Regions from separate parts of the Homo sapiens genome. Here region 2 is linked to region 1. The links are chromatin loops, found by intact Hi-C in ENCODE. Cell type or tissue: MCF 10A. All regions are shown on one strand. Each heading gives the region's core, and the rest is flanking DNA. Links, peaks and the distances in the headings are about the cores only. Region 1 overlaps NAV3 (neuron navigator 3). Region 2 has its middle 68 kb from the start of LINC02424.

What was found. Hi-C counts contacts between places; a loop is a spot of excess contacts. Peaks named below come from ENCODE experiments on the same cell type or tissue, not always from the same donor. Only the 100,000 strongest peaks of a DNase experiment are listed, where the experiment ranks them.
Region 2: a loop joins it to region 1, with 3 times the contacts of the local background. A loop is called at or near these places in 3 of 110 quality-filtered maps.

The regions. Positions count from the first base shown.
Region 1 is chr12:78,190,253-78,197,044 of GRCh38, reverse strand. All of the region lies in intron 34 of NAV3 (neuron navigator 3), which reads right to left. Among named protein-coding and RNA genes, the nearest start is that of LINC02424, 170 kb to the left of the region's middle. In MCF 10A, for the core only: no CTCF peak of the experiment used is centred there; a DNase peak (open chromatin) is centred at 2,404.
Region 2 is chr12:78,287,649-78,295,364 of GRCh38, reverse strand. No RefSeq gene overlaps it. Among named protein-coding and RNA genes, the nearest start is that of LINC02424, 68 kb to the left of the region's middle. In MCF 10A, for the core only: no CTCF peak of the experiment used is centred there; DNase peaks (open chromatin) are centred at 2,124, 4,604 and 5,114.

The sequences.
Region 1 (6,792 bases), core at 509-5,508:
AAAAAGGAAAGCAATAGAAGATCCAGTACCAAACACCTGCAGCAAATATAAAAGTATAAACATGACGGCATATTTCTAAGTGGTTTTCTCCCTGAAAGAAAAGCCAAAATGAGTTCTGGATATGAACTCTTATGATAAACCACATATATTGAGATTTTATTCTGAGTTTTGGTATTCAATGATAAAAGTAAATTTTAGCAACCTTAATATTTCAAGTATGAACTAAATTCAAAATGGCATTTCTCAGGTTCCACTAATATTTTTAATGTGTTAATTCTAATTCAGGTAGATGGGGTATATCTAAAAGTACAGCCATAGGACCTTGATAAAAGTATGCTTATTATTTATTTATAATCTGCATGCAATTGCTGTAATTTTAAACAAAGACAAAATTTAGCATCTCCTGAGTTTATTGGTTCTTTTACAGGTATTATTCCTGTCTAATAGCTTTTAATCTAAATATGATAACCAGTTTGCTGATTGACTGCTCTCACAGATGGGTAGGCCAGGAACATAATTAGGTTTCTTAAAATTATCCTAATCAGTAAGAACATTTCCATAATATTTGCATATTTACAATGACATTTTCAATTTGCAAATCGTGCTCAGGGTTATAAAACAATTCCATGATTTTGGTTTCTGGCAGCCAGGTAAATATGTGAATTGCTCACTCTAGATGCAACCTCTCTCTGTCTGTAACACCACTGCTGGAAATAAAAGTAGGAGATAAAACAACGGGCCAGGATTTTGAGGCATTTAGTAATTTTTATTTATGTTCAAATATAAAAATGTATTAAGGAAATAAAGTACTATTTGTTTTCTATTGAGCTAATCACATAAAATAAATCTTGCCTAAGTCAGAGAATGCAGAAAAAAATATGTTTAAAACTGTTGAATATTCTGGAGAATTCTATTTACTTCAAAAGAAAAAATAAAATTTATGTCACTAATTTAGCTACATTAAGTCATTCATTCGTTTATAAAATATGCACTGTCTATCTACTGCGTTCATAGCCTTAGACCAAGCCCTGGGTATACAAAAATAGTGAAGTCTGATTCCTGCTATCAATGGAGTTTAAGTAGGTTTAACATTTATTATGAACTGCATCAAGTACTTTTCCGGACATGAGGACTAAAAAGGGTAATCAGGCTGGTTTCCCCTGCAAGCTCTAAGAGTTGTCACATTAGGGACTGGAATTTAAATGTTACAAATGATATCAATATAATATCATAAATATATTATGAGATATGAGAAGTCAAGGGAAGAGATTTAGCCTAGCTGCTGGGTGTCAAGAATGGTTTTCTGGAGGAGGTAACACTGGAGCCTGAGTGGGGTGGTAGGCACACATGTAAATAATGATGAATTTACAAAATGCAAGGTAAAACATTCCATGAGAGAGGATAAAGGAGGCATGTGGCCTATAGGAGGGAAAGAGATTAATTCCAACTGGCACATCCTGCTGGCACCAGGGATTTAGAGATAAAACATAATTTCTGTCTTTCAGAAACTTAGAGTTGATAAGCAGAGAAGCTGGTGAGCAAGTGATTCACAATACAGTGTGCTAAGTGAAATGCACAAAACATTATAGGGAGACATAAGAGAGGCATCTAATCCAGACTTAAGGTTCACAGAAAAACAGAGTACAGTGGTTAAAAGGGAAAAAAAAGCAAATAATAATAATAATAATAAAAAGGATTGAAATCTAAAGAATAAAAAGTGAAACCTGAAAAGTGTAAGTGTATGATGTGTTTTGGGAAATAAGTGTTCTGTGGTTATAGAAAAATATAGTACATGCTACTGGTGGTGGCAATAAAAAAGAAAAAAAGACTTTGAATCCATGCAGAAGAAGTTGCATTTTATTATATAAAGAAGTGTGGAACATTGATATGTTTGTTTGCTTCTTTGTTTTCAGTAGAGGAAAGCAATTTATTTATCCAAGGAAACAGAAATGTGAAAGATAGAAGAATTAATTAGAAAAGGAAATAGCATTTAAGAAGCTTATTACCTTCCTGGAATAGAAGGTCAGGCATATACATATATAACAATAATTCACAGTCAAAATAATACACTACTTCAAAAAAGTATAGATCAAAGATTTTGTTTATAGTATGTAAAGATTGATTGTAGCGTCTGGAAAATGTACTGTGGTGGCAGTATGATTTGCTATTATTCCCTTATTTTAAAGATTGGGTAATACCTTGATGCTTAAACACAACAGAAGAGCTTTCCAAATAGAGAAGAATAACCAGTCAGAAACACGAAAATATGATATCCATGTAGGAAAAAAGCTAAGAATATGTGTTTTGTGAAAGGAAATGGTGGTAATGAAATTGTAAAGGAAACTGCAACCTTAAATGATTAGTAAGATCGCTGGACATCTCCTTTTGGCAGTGAAGAAACATTCTTCTGGTGACCTGAGTAAGTAGTCACAATGGTGATTTAACATGTGGTGAGCATATTGAAAGGAAGAAGCAAGACCAGCCAAGAGAATGTTGAAATTATTGAAGCCTAGAGATACTAAGGGACTGAACAAGGAACAACGTGATGTTTTTGATGTAGTACAGAAATCTATAAGAAAACATTGAAAAATTTGATCAGATTTTAATTATGAAAAGATATTCTATGTTCCATGAGGTGAATGAATATATCCCAAAAAAAGAGAGAAGGGAAATTTAAAGGAAATCGTGTATCAAGTAGTTAAAAAATAATTGTAGAAATCCAAGAAACAACAGAGGAGGATGTTAATCTGGGGTGGAGGGTGGTTTTGTTGGAAAGCAATGGAAGAGGATAAACTTATAATATGTGTTTGGGGCTGAAATTGTCAATTCTCAACAGGTATATTTAGTAGGTGAATAGAAACATATGTGTAGGATGATAGAAAGCTTACAAATTTGGGAGAATGGGCATGGCTGATAGTGTTTAATTGAAGTCAACCACACAAGTCAAGCCAAGTTGAAGCCACAAGAGTCATCCAAAGGAGAATAAAAGTGAGAGAGAACAGAATAGTTCATTATAAAGAAAAACAGTTTCATTTACTGGGAAGTGAAGGAAGAGCAGAGAGAAAAAAACTGAAAAGCAATTTACCAGGGAGCAGGAAACAAGGAGAAAATGATAACATGAATGTCAGAAAGAGAGAGAGAGAGTGGGGAGGCACAAAGGAATTGAGTTTTGTAATTAGCAGGTCACTGGGTCATTTTTGGACAATCAGAGCCTTTAGGTTCTAATTATAATGTGGCTTTCTTTCATCTTGAGAGGGTAGTGGATCCCCTGGGAATCTGATGGTAGGTATAAAGCAATGGATGTAGAAACAGGCAAACATAAATAAACTTTTTTCCTATAACTTAGAGGAGTTTTTCACAGATTCCCTTGAAATAACTTCATGATACCCACTCTAGCTTGATGAAAATGAAATCTTAGATTGAGGCACTGATGCACCGGCATTAAAAGTCTTTTTTCCAGATCTAGTCAGGTAGAAGGAAACAGGCATATCTACCAGATGGGAGTTGGCAATGAGATGAATCCCATACTCTGAAACTACAGGTGGAACACCACAGTTACATAAAAATGGTAGATCACTGCTTTCTCAGATGCTGACTCCAGACACACTAAAAAGGAATCTATCAGGTACAGTTTTCTGATCTTTTCCAGCCTAACATTCCAAATGGCTTCAGCTGACCATGTATTCTCTACTAAATCCACCTCTAGCCCTCTGGGCCTACTATATCGAATGTCACAAAGTGTAATTGTTTATGTGTACTGCTCTCAATCAAAATATTCCAGCTGGCAGCTTGAGGGAGGGCTTGAAGTGTGGGAAGAGGAACAGAATGTAAAGTGCAGAGGTACTGAAAACATGAAAAGATGTTTTTCATTTGATGATTTGTGGTTTGAGTTTCTTCTTTTTTTCTGAATCAGTAAGTGCTTTTTGGATTTGTCTCTTCAGTGCTATCTATGGCACAGCATAAAATGCGTCAGCATTTACACAGCTCCAGGTTTTCAGGAACAGGATTTATTATTTCATGCCTCATTATCATGTTACTTCAGTAAATCTACACTGTTGGTATCCCTAACACAATCTCAACTTGTCATCCCCTCTTTTTTTATATTTATCCTCACTTACCCTCACCCCCAACTCCCAGGAAAATAGTGGGTATTCTCTGTCAATTTGGCAAAAATTGTCCAAATTTTCTGGCAACGAGTTTGTATTCAGCATTACTGATAGCTTGTTCATATCTTCAAACCATAAGGAATAACATAAAAAATAAATATTTTTTAGTTATAATTTGTGTTTTCTTGGGAATGAATGCTATTGTGATTTGTTCAAGAGTTTCTTTCTGGGCTGGGCACAGTGGCTCATGCCTGTAATCCCAGCATTTTGGGAGGCCGAGGCAGGTGGATCACGAGGTCAGGGGATTGAGACCATCCTGCTAACACAGTGAAACCCCGTCTCTACTAAAAATAAAAATTAAAAAAATTAGCTGGGTGTGGTGGTGGGCACCTGTAGTCTCAGCTACTCAGGAGGCTGAGGCAGAAGAATCGCTTGAACCCAGGAGGCAGAGGTTGCAGTGAGCCGAGATCGTGCCACTGTACTCCAGCTTGGGCAACAGAGCAAGACTCTGTCTCAAAAAAAAAATAAATAAAAATAAAATAAAATAATAAAAAATAAAAAAATAAAAACAGTTTCTTCCTATGACTGTTTCCTAGCATCATTAGCTCTGCCAATGCTTGGCAATGCTTTTCCCCTGCCCATTATTTTGCAATGAAGTACTGAACTGGCCTAATAATGGCACAAATAGCCTGTACTCTGAAAAAGCAAAAAATAAGAGTGTCGGAAATATTTCATAAAAAAGTTAATAGGACACTAACATGTTCTTAACAGAACATCTCTAAGCAATAAACTTTTTTTCCTAAGCTGAAATATATACATACATATATAGATAGATGGATAGATAGACAGATAGATATTTTTTAGGGAAAGCTATGTTTTAAAATTAATGGGAATTACCTATTTTGTTTTAGCATGTTAACTACATTCTAATGAAACTTCATCTATTTAATTCAAAACGATTTTAAGTGATCCTCAACTTTATCAAAATGTCATGGTCTCCTCCAATAAATCTATTTTGCTCTTATTTTCTAAACACTTTTTTATTCCATAAAAAAAGTACCTTGTAAAGAGTTTTGTCATACCAACATTGAGGAAAAAACAAACATTGAGGATGACTAAGAGGCCTTTCAAACCTTTCATATTTTTTGGCTGAAAATATTTAAAACTGTGCTAAAAGGCTTTTATATAAAGATATGAGGAGACAGAATTCACAGGAAGCATTAAACATGTCAGCTGAAGCAAACAGACAATTGTGCTCTTCCTACTTTTGCTCAGAGAAGAGCCAAATACTCTACCTCAGGTTCTATGTCTTTCTTTAGATGGTGGTTCAACCACATTTGAATAGGTCTGAGTTCCAAGGAAATATTCAGAATTTATGTATTGCATTTATTTAACTTTAAGAGATCCCATTGTGCTTTATGTACATCGTTGTTTTTGAAGGACACATATAAAACGGTTTTGAACAAAGATGTGTGTGTGTGTGGTTGTATGTGTATGTGCGCGTGCACTGTGCATATGTGTGTGTATGCTTGTGAGAGAAATCTTCACTGGGAGCCAAGGGCTATAATTAAAAATTGCAAGCAACTCTTATATCGTGCTTGCTACTTGCGCTGTTCTCTCTGTCTCTCTCACACACACACAGACACACACATGCATATACACACTCATTTATTTAGTCTTTAGAATAGCCCTACTATTTCCCTCATTTTACAGGTGAGAAAATTAATACTTTTTGTTCATTAAGCTATATGCCTGGCTTATTTCAAGAATCTAATGGGTTTGGGCTGCTCTTGGGAGTCACATTTATTTCTGAAAATTTGCAGATTTCAGGTTTCTGAGAAACTGGGACAGTTTAGATCATTGAACCAGGTTATCCTTGAAAGAGTAATATGACCCAGTATAATTGGGATTCCCTCAAGGTATTGCTTATAATAGTTGCATTTTCCCGACAGAAACTTTTAGGTTTCATTGATTCAGACTTTAATAAATAATTACAGGTAAAACTAGGTTAGTGTTAAAAATATGTTAGCCATCAACTATTTCCTTTTTAGGATTTTTTGTTTTACTCAGAAAATAAGAAAGTACAGGCTACGCCGTATAGGCCCTCATGCCTTTTTAATATCTGAGTGTTCAGGCTGATTACTATGGCACATTAGACCGTAGATGGTGGTGAAATTGAATGTTGTTAACTTTCCTAAGGTTCCTAAACAAAAATTTTAGGGAGATGTGACATAAGCAAATTGCTGCTCCCAGAATATCTGCTTGGAATATTCTAATTATTGCCAAATCTCCATTCCTGCAAAACCCATGTTATTTCCTACTTATCTATTAAGATCCAACAAACTATTACCCCTTTATAAAGCTCTGATGCCTCCAAGAAAAGTTATTCTTCCTTGTTGCTTGTGCACGGACCTCTTTCTACTGTAACAGTTTCTAGGTGGATGTCTAAGAGAAACCATGCCATAGGAGACCTGTCATATTATTCTGTATATTCCCAATATCTTAGGGAGTACCTGATAACTGAATGTTACTGAAAATAGTAGTCTTGTTCAAATTCATGAAACAGAGTTTGATCACTCACCAGGTTACAATTCTAGTAAAAAAAAGATGGATATTCTTTTCCATGTACAACATGGAAGTCTCACAAAATCTTATAATTTGATTGCTTAAAACACTTATGGATAAA
Region 2 (7,716 bases), core at 1,608-6,607, 97 kb before region 1:
TCTTTAATATCCAATTATGATTCTCCCCTTTCTCCTTACTCTCAAGACCAGAAATTGAAGTGACAAATAAAAGCAAATCCAAACTTAGATGAGGAAAGACTTTATTTGGAAGAAAGACTACTGCAAAATGGAGAACTCCCAGATTCCAGAAATCTGCAAGAATCTCAAAATCACAAAGAAAGTCTCTTCTTTTATAGGGAGGGCTGAGTGGTAGGTGAGGGGAAGTGAGGCAAAGGAGAGAGTAAGTACCACATGTTTGGAGGTTTGACTAGAAATACGTCTTGTTATGGTCAGTCAATTCCCAGGATACACTGATAAGGGGGCATGTTCTGCATTTTAGGGCTCATTCAGGGTTGGGGGCAAGCTGATGTACAGCGGCTTGTGGGAAAGAGAGAAGCCTGACTAAAGTTTGGTCAAGACAAAGCAGGGGTTAAGAAATAGAAAATTGTGAGCTGTTATTCAGAAGATATGATGTGTGTCAGAAGCGTGGCCATGTGATATTGTCTTGGCTAACAACATGCAAGCAGATTACTTCTGTTTTATTTTCCCGATAAAAAGTGGCCCACTGAATTGGTAAGCAATTTTTATAGACATGATGCCTGGAAGTAGAGCAGCAATATTATAAATATAAAAAAGAAACCACAAATGAGGAGCCAGATCACTTTTGGCACCATACAGTCAGCAGGAAGATCTAGACTACCTCAGAGTTCTTTTTTTGCATTAAAAAATAAACTATCATTGGATTAAGTAACAATAGTTATATTTCTATTACTTATAGCCATCTTAACTTATATGAAAAGTATGTTTAACAGTCTTTCCTAAAATTCTGCCAAAAGTCAATATTAACTTACAAGTTTTTAATATACCTGAAATCAGCTGGGTGCAGTGGTTCACACCTGTCATCCTAGCACTTTGGGAGGCTTAGGCGGATGAATTGCTGGAGCACAGGAATTCAAATCCAGCCTGGCCAACATGGCGAAAACCCACTTCTACCAAAAATATTCTAATCTATCTATCTCTATATATCTCTCTATATATATAAATATATACGTATATTTATGTATATATTTATATACATATACATGTATATGTATATTTATATACATATACATGTATATGTATATTTATATACATATACATGTATATGTATATTTATATACATATACATGTATATGTATATTTATATACATATACATGTATATGTATATTTATATGCATATAAATGTACATGTATATTTATATATATATAAATATACATGTATATACATGTATACATGTATATTTATATATATATAAAAATATATGTATATTTATATATAGTATAAATATATATTTATATATGTATATAAATATGTATAAATATATATTTATACTATATATAAAAATATATATACATATATAAATATATATAAATATATATTTCTAAGAGGTCAAGTTATTGCATGTGAAAATAATACATAAAATACTACAAAAATGTTAGTTAATGTTGGCATATTGTTTTGTATTCTGTCACTGTTTTTTGGTAGATACTCATGAACAATTTTGAGTAATTGCATGAAATATCTAATTCTGACAAATTATAAACATTGAGAGGACTTGGAAAGCTCTCACTTAGTTTTAATGGTATTTCAAAATATCACCACTGTGCTAATATCAACATGAAAAGAATTAACTACAACTAACTATGGATATCCTTCTGAAAGTCTTTTTAAGTTAATTGAATTATTCCAATTGCCTTAGAGAAATATTTAGAGAAATCCTGTAGTGAAACCTTTTTACAAATACAACAAGTATTCCTTCATTCACCTATAATTTATCTGTTGAGTTTGTTTGTTTTAGGTAGACTTTGTAACATACCAGCACTCGCATTAGTGAGTTATATAAACTTTAACCAGGATGTCCAAAAGCAATTGAAATAGTTGTCAGGGAGATGGGAGAGGCAAAAGGTAACTCTGCAGGGGAAAAAATATATAAGCTGAAACTCTTCCAGTGAAGAATTCTAGTACAAGGTGGTTTTTACCTGGAAGCCACTTGATCTAAGGACCAGCATTGCCTAGGGTCTAGAGGCCACATTACAATCTAGGTCAGAGGTCCCTATCCTTTTTGGCACCAGGGACCAGTTTCATGGAAGAGGATGTTTACATGGATGGGTGTGGCAGGGGATAGTTTCAGAATGACTCAAGCACATTACATTTGTTATGCACTTTATTTCTATTATTACACTGTGATATATAATAAGATAATTATGCAACTCATCATCACATAGAATCAGTAGAAGCCCTGAGCTTGTTTTCCAGCAACTAGACAACTAGACAGTCCCAAAGTGGGGGTGATGGGAGACAATGACAGATTATCAGGCATTACATTCTCATAGGAAGCAGGCAACCTAGACCCCTCACATGCACAGTTCAGAATAGGGTTCACACTCCCATGAGAATCTAATGCCACCACTGATCTGGCAGAAGGAAGAGCTCGGGCAGCAATGCAAGTAATGGGAAATGGCTATAAATACAGATGAAGCTTTGCTCACTCAAGCACAGCTCACATCCTACTGTGCAGCCCTAATTCCTAACAAGCCATGACCCAGGGGTTGGGGACCCCTGGCCTACATAATGCTCATCCCCTACATAAATCTATATCTCTTCTGGTTGTTTATGGCCCTCCTTATATGAATGAAGTTTTGAATTTTAAGAACACAGATTCCATTTTATCAGATCCTGCCTTCATGTGGATTAGAGGGTAATCAAAGTTCTGGCAAATGGAGGATCTGATTCAAGCCTTGATACTGCCTAAATAGAGTCCTCTAGGGTCTGTATGGTGTTACATAAGGACAATTAAAATGCACACCAGACAATATAAACTATCACTGTCATAGTCAAAGAAATTTTCTCAGGGGGAACAAAAACAAACCTAAATTGACAGTTTCTTAGTTTTGGTTTTCATCTGGGCCAAGTCGTCCTCACAAAACATCAAAGTAAGTTTCAAATTTGGTTCTAGATAGACTAATCAGTGGGATGCTCAGTGAGGAAGATTAATCCAAATAGGAGAAATGTCAGAATTTTCACATATATCAAAAAATTATACCTTAAAGGAAGGTTAACACGGTCTATTATAGGTTTTTAGATGTATTTGTGTGAATAGGAAAATGGTTTATAATTAGGAAATAAATTATATATAAGTACTTGATGCTTACAAAGTTCACAAGGATCTCCAAAAGCATCTTTATATTTTAATTATTTTAGAATATTTTCTTGTCAATCTACCCTGTGGCATTCATTTTGTGTACCAAACTTGTAATCACAAATTGCAAAATTAAGCTTCCTGTTAAGTGCTATATGAAAGACAATATATTCTAAATTAATAAAATCTCAACTTACATGTGTTAAAATTTAAACACCAAGTTTTCTATAAATATATTCTATACATCTTTATGTAAGGACAAAAAAATAGAAATTGGTGGTAAATTTTAAAACATTGAAACTATCACCAAAACCATTAAATAAAACTGTCAAATATCAGAAAATTTTTTCTATTGTCTGAAAGGCATTCAATTCTGGGCACTTTTCTGGTACTTATAAATAATTTCCATCTGAAGAGATATGTTTCTTACAAGGAAAGAAAGCACTAGATTTTTAATGTTGTTTTTATAAGCAATATTCAACTATCATATGGATCATGTTACAGTACTCTTCTGTCCTGTTTTTACAGACAGGATTTGTAACCATAAGAATTCTGAAAACCAAGTTTATATAACATTTATTATTGACAATGTCTGCAGATTGAGTTCAGGGAGGAATAAGAAAAAGAGAGAAGAACTGGAGGGCAACCAAAAAAGAAAAATATCTGTAGTACACTAAATGTGAATGTATGTTTAACCTGGAAAAAGTAATATTTTTTCTGTCAAATCTATAATATTTTTGTAGTATTAACTGAAAATTATTTAGGAAGAGGGAACATTATTGTACATTTTGATTTCATTATCTTGTATTCTTCTCACCTTTCGTAACTGAAAAATCTAGAAAAATATGTTATTTGAATTGAATAGTTACACCAGGCGACTTAAAAGTTTGAACACTGCTTCCCTTGAAAGCTCAGGGTATGTCAAGCTAGACCCATTATGATGACTAATGATAAGGTTCCCTGTGACTGGGTTGGCCACCCTCAGCTGAAGACCTCTGCCATGCTGTCATAATCATGGGCAGTCTTCTGGCTGGGTGACCCCGGGTTCCTACTCCACAGCCCATTAGTACTCAATGATTAATGGACTGTAAAATAAAAACCAGTCTTTGAACAAGTCAGGATTCCTTCCCACGAATCCTGAAAGGGAATACAAAGTTTCCTCCCTGAAGTTGTCAAGATTTTCTGGGAAAAACTTCATCTTTTTTTTTTCTCTCTCTCTCTAGCTATATGACTGTTCTGTTACCAACCAGTTTTGAAACCACACATCAAACTAGTTCATCAAAGACCTTTTTTTTTTTCCATCGCAACCCTAAAGAGCTGCTGTATGTTTTTCATCAATGTATTCCAAGTTATTCCAACCACTATGATTCATGATTAGCTCTTTCAAAACTTCCATTTCAGGGCTGTACTTTGGCATCAGGGGCCTTGCGAAAGAGAAATAATTCAGTGAAGCAAATGTAATTTTAGAGCTGAGAACAGGCTGACTGTAAAGCTTGTGCAACTGAATCAGGAGTGTGTAATGTACATAGCAATGCTTCTTCTAATAATATTGTTTCCATAAGTAAACAAAAAGTCTAAATAAAATAAGAACCGTAACTAAAAAGTTCAGGAAAACAGGAAATAAAACAGAAAAATTTAAGAAAAGAGAGATGAGACCTGGTTTAATGCTAGCATATTGATTTCTAGACTTCTCATCCAAATTGCATTTCCTAGCAAATTCTTCTTAAGAATTACAATTCCAATTGATTTAAGAGATTATCATGGATATTGAGTATGAACAACTAAAAGCTAACTTTAGCTCTCAGTAAATTTGAATTTAGCAAACATTTTGCAATTAAATTCTTCTATGAATAAAATAAATCTCTTCACTTTAGAAACCATGCCTTCTCTGTAGTCCCAGCTATTCAGGAAGCTGAGGCAGGAGAATGGCATGAACCCGGGAGGCGGAGCTTGTAGTGATGGAGATGGCGCCACTGCACTCCAGCCTGGGTGACAGAGCGAGACTCTGTCTCAAAAAAAAAAAAAAAGAAAGAAAAAAAAAAACAGAAACCATGCCTTCTCATTCTCCTTGTTATAGAAAATTAGTAAATGGTGAAATTACACATAATATCCCATTATTATAAACCCTTGTAGTTCCATTACTGCTTTTTGAAATTGCATTGGTCAAAAACATATGTCATCTTTTCTTTTGTATTATCTTTTCTGGCTTTTGAAATAGCTACACTTAGATGCATTATTCTTGTTGATTATACTTCAAAAATACATATTTCAGTGTTCTTTGATCTGAAAATCAAATTCAAATCACTACAAGCATTCTAACATGAACATTTCTTTCTATTCCTTCAAATATGTATTCTTCCTATCAATCTAGCTCATATATGTATGAGATAATATTTTTCTGAGACATGTGGATTCACATGACACATCAGGATAGTTTAGGATTTTGGTAGAATTTGTGAGAATTTAGCACAAACATTAGTTATTCAATGACCAATCAAAAGACTTGAGAAATAGTGGCAAAAAGAAAAAAAAGTTTAAAAACTGCAGGCATCAGAAAATGTTTTTGTAAAGTTGCTACTTATGAATGTTTCCTAAAAATACGCTTTGTTAACAGAAAATTCTTATATTTTTCACTCAGTGTGAAAAGGAATCTTTTTTTCCATGAAAGTTTAGCTTTAGATGCTTTTTACGGTAGCTGCAGTACCACAATCATTATCTTCAATTTCTCAAACAATGTAAAGAACAACATGAGACTGACAGTGACTGAGAACTGACCCACTTAGGGTCAGTGTGGGTGTTTGGACCTTTTTACACAAACGCTTTTCATAAAAATCAAATAAGTAAAAGAAAAATAGCTGAAGATGCCAGGCATTCAGTTTTTTCAAATCTGTGTTTTCCTCACATAGGTATGGCATTAGTGTCAGGGTAGAGATGCTCAAAAATGCATAATACATGTCTAAAAGCTTCATAAAGATACCAGATTTTTAAATAATTATCTCAAGAGATAGAATACAAGAACAAAATTTTAGAAAGCTCAGCACAGTTTGCTATTGTTTTTCCTTTATTTTTGCATGTTTTCTTACAGTTTTTTCAGAGGAAGATGTTCTCCCTCAAGAGCACAAAGTAGTAGCAGTACTCTAATGACCGAGGGAATGTGGCTGCTATGCGCAAAATTCTGCTCACTGGTTGTGTGGCATCATGTTGAGAAAGCAACTAATTGTTTGGCTTCTTCTCTTACTAGCCAAGTACTCCCTGATATAGCCATCAACTCACCAATTCTACATGTATGATAGGAACTACCTATGCCAAAGCAAAGCAAGGCTCTGACAGACAAAAACAGAAAAATCACAAAAGAGTGACAGCAATAGAAATGTTTTCAGTTTTACTTTTTGGTTTACTTCACTATCCTTATTTGAAAACAAAATCAAGCACATACAGTTATATACTCTAGAGATTTGTATTTTCCACAAGGATATATCAAAGATTGGTTTATTGCTACCCTAAATTGGTCAAGGTTTGGGATATATACCTATAAGTTATTCAAAATAGACAGGATGGCCCCTTAATATGTTCATTCATTCATTGATTCAACAAATATTGATAACATGTTGATTCTTAAGCATCCCTTCATGTGCCAAAAATACAGTGATACACAGGGATAATAATGGTTCTTAACACCAGAAAATTTCCATCGAAAGGAAGATGATAAAAAGAAACTCCATCTAGAGGATAAAATAGAAAACACATAACTTGGCAAACATAGATGCATAGATTCCATTAGTGTTCTGAATAAAAATGAAACATGACATAATTCAGTATCTAAGGAAGAGAAACTACTTTAGGATATACAAGGAAGGATTTTCTAAGAAAACATCATTTGAATTATGACATGAATTATGACAGAACCTGGACAAGCAAAAGTTCAGGTGAGAGCACCCATGAAGAAGGCAAGGGCTTAAAATGGAAACAAAACTGGGGTATTCAAGAAACTAAACAAACTTAATAAGGTGTTGTCTTCCTTCTTTCTTTCATGCCAAAATTGAAGACTTTGCAAAGGACAGAAGACTTAATATGCTTAGAGCCTTTGAGAGACTAAGACCGTAATGTTCTTCTGCAAGTATAGTAGACTTTTTTACATTTTAAAACTGATACATAAAGACTTTTAAGAATCTTCACTTTCACATCAATCATTATTTTGGAAATGAATTCTGGACTCGCACCCTTTCTGAACCCAAGCTCACAGCCCACACAATCAATATTTAAGTAGTTTTACATATATAAGCACATGTAAACCTCAGAATAACCTACGTGATTAACATTCTAAAATTTTTCATAAAATTTTGAGAGTGGTTCTTAAATAGCTGAATTGAAGAATATTAAATTCATAAATACATAGGTTCTAAAATACCACTCTTATTTTTATCTCTTCTCCATTTCTACTGCATAATCTGCCTTATTTACTTTTCCTTCAAAATGTCTTGCATTTATCTTTTTTTCTTAATCCAAGTAGTAGTATTTTACGATTTTTCATCACCT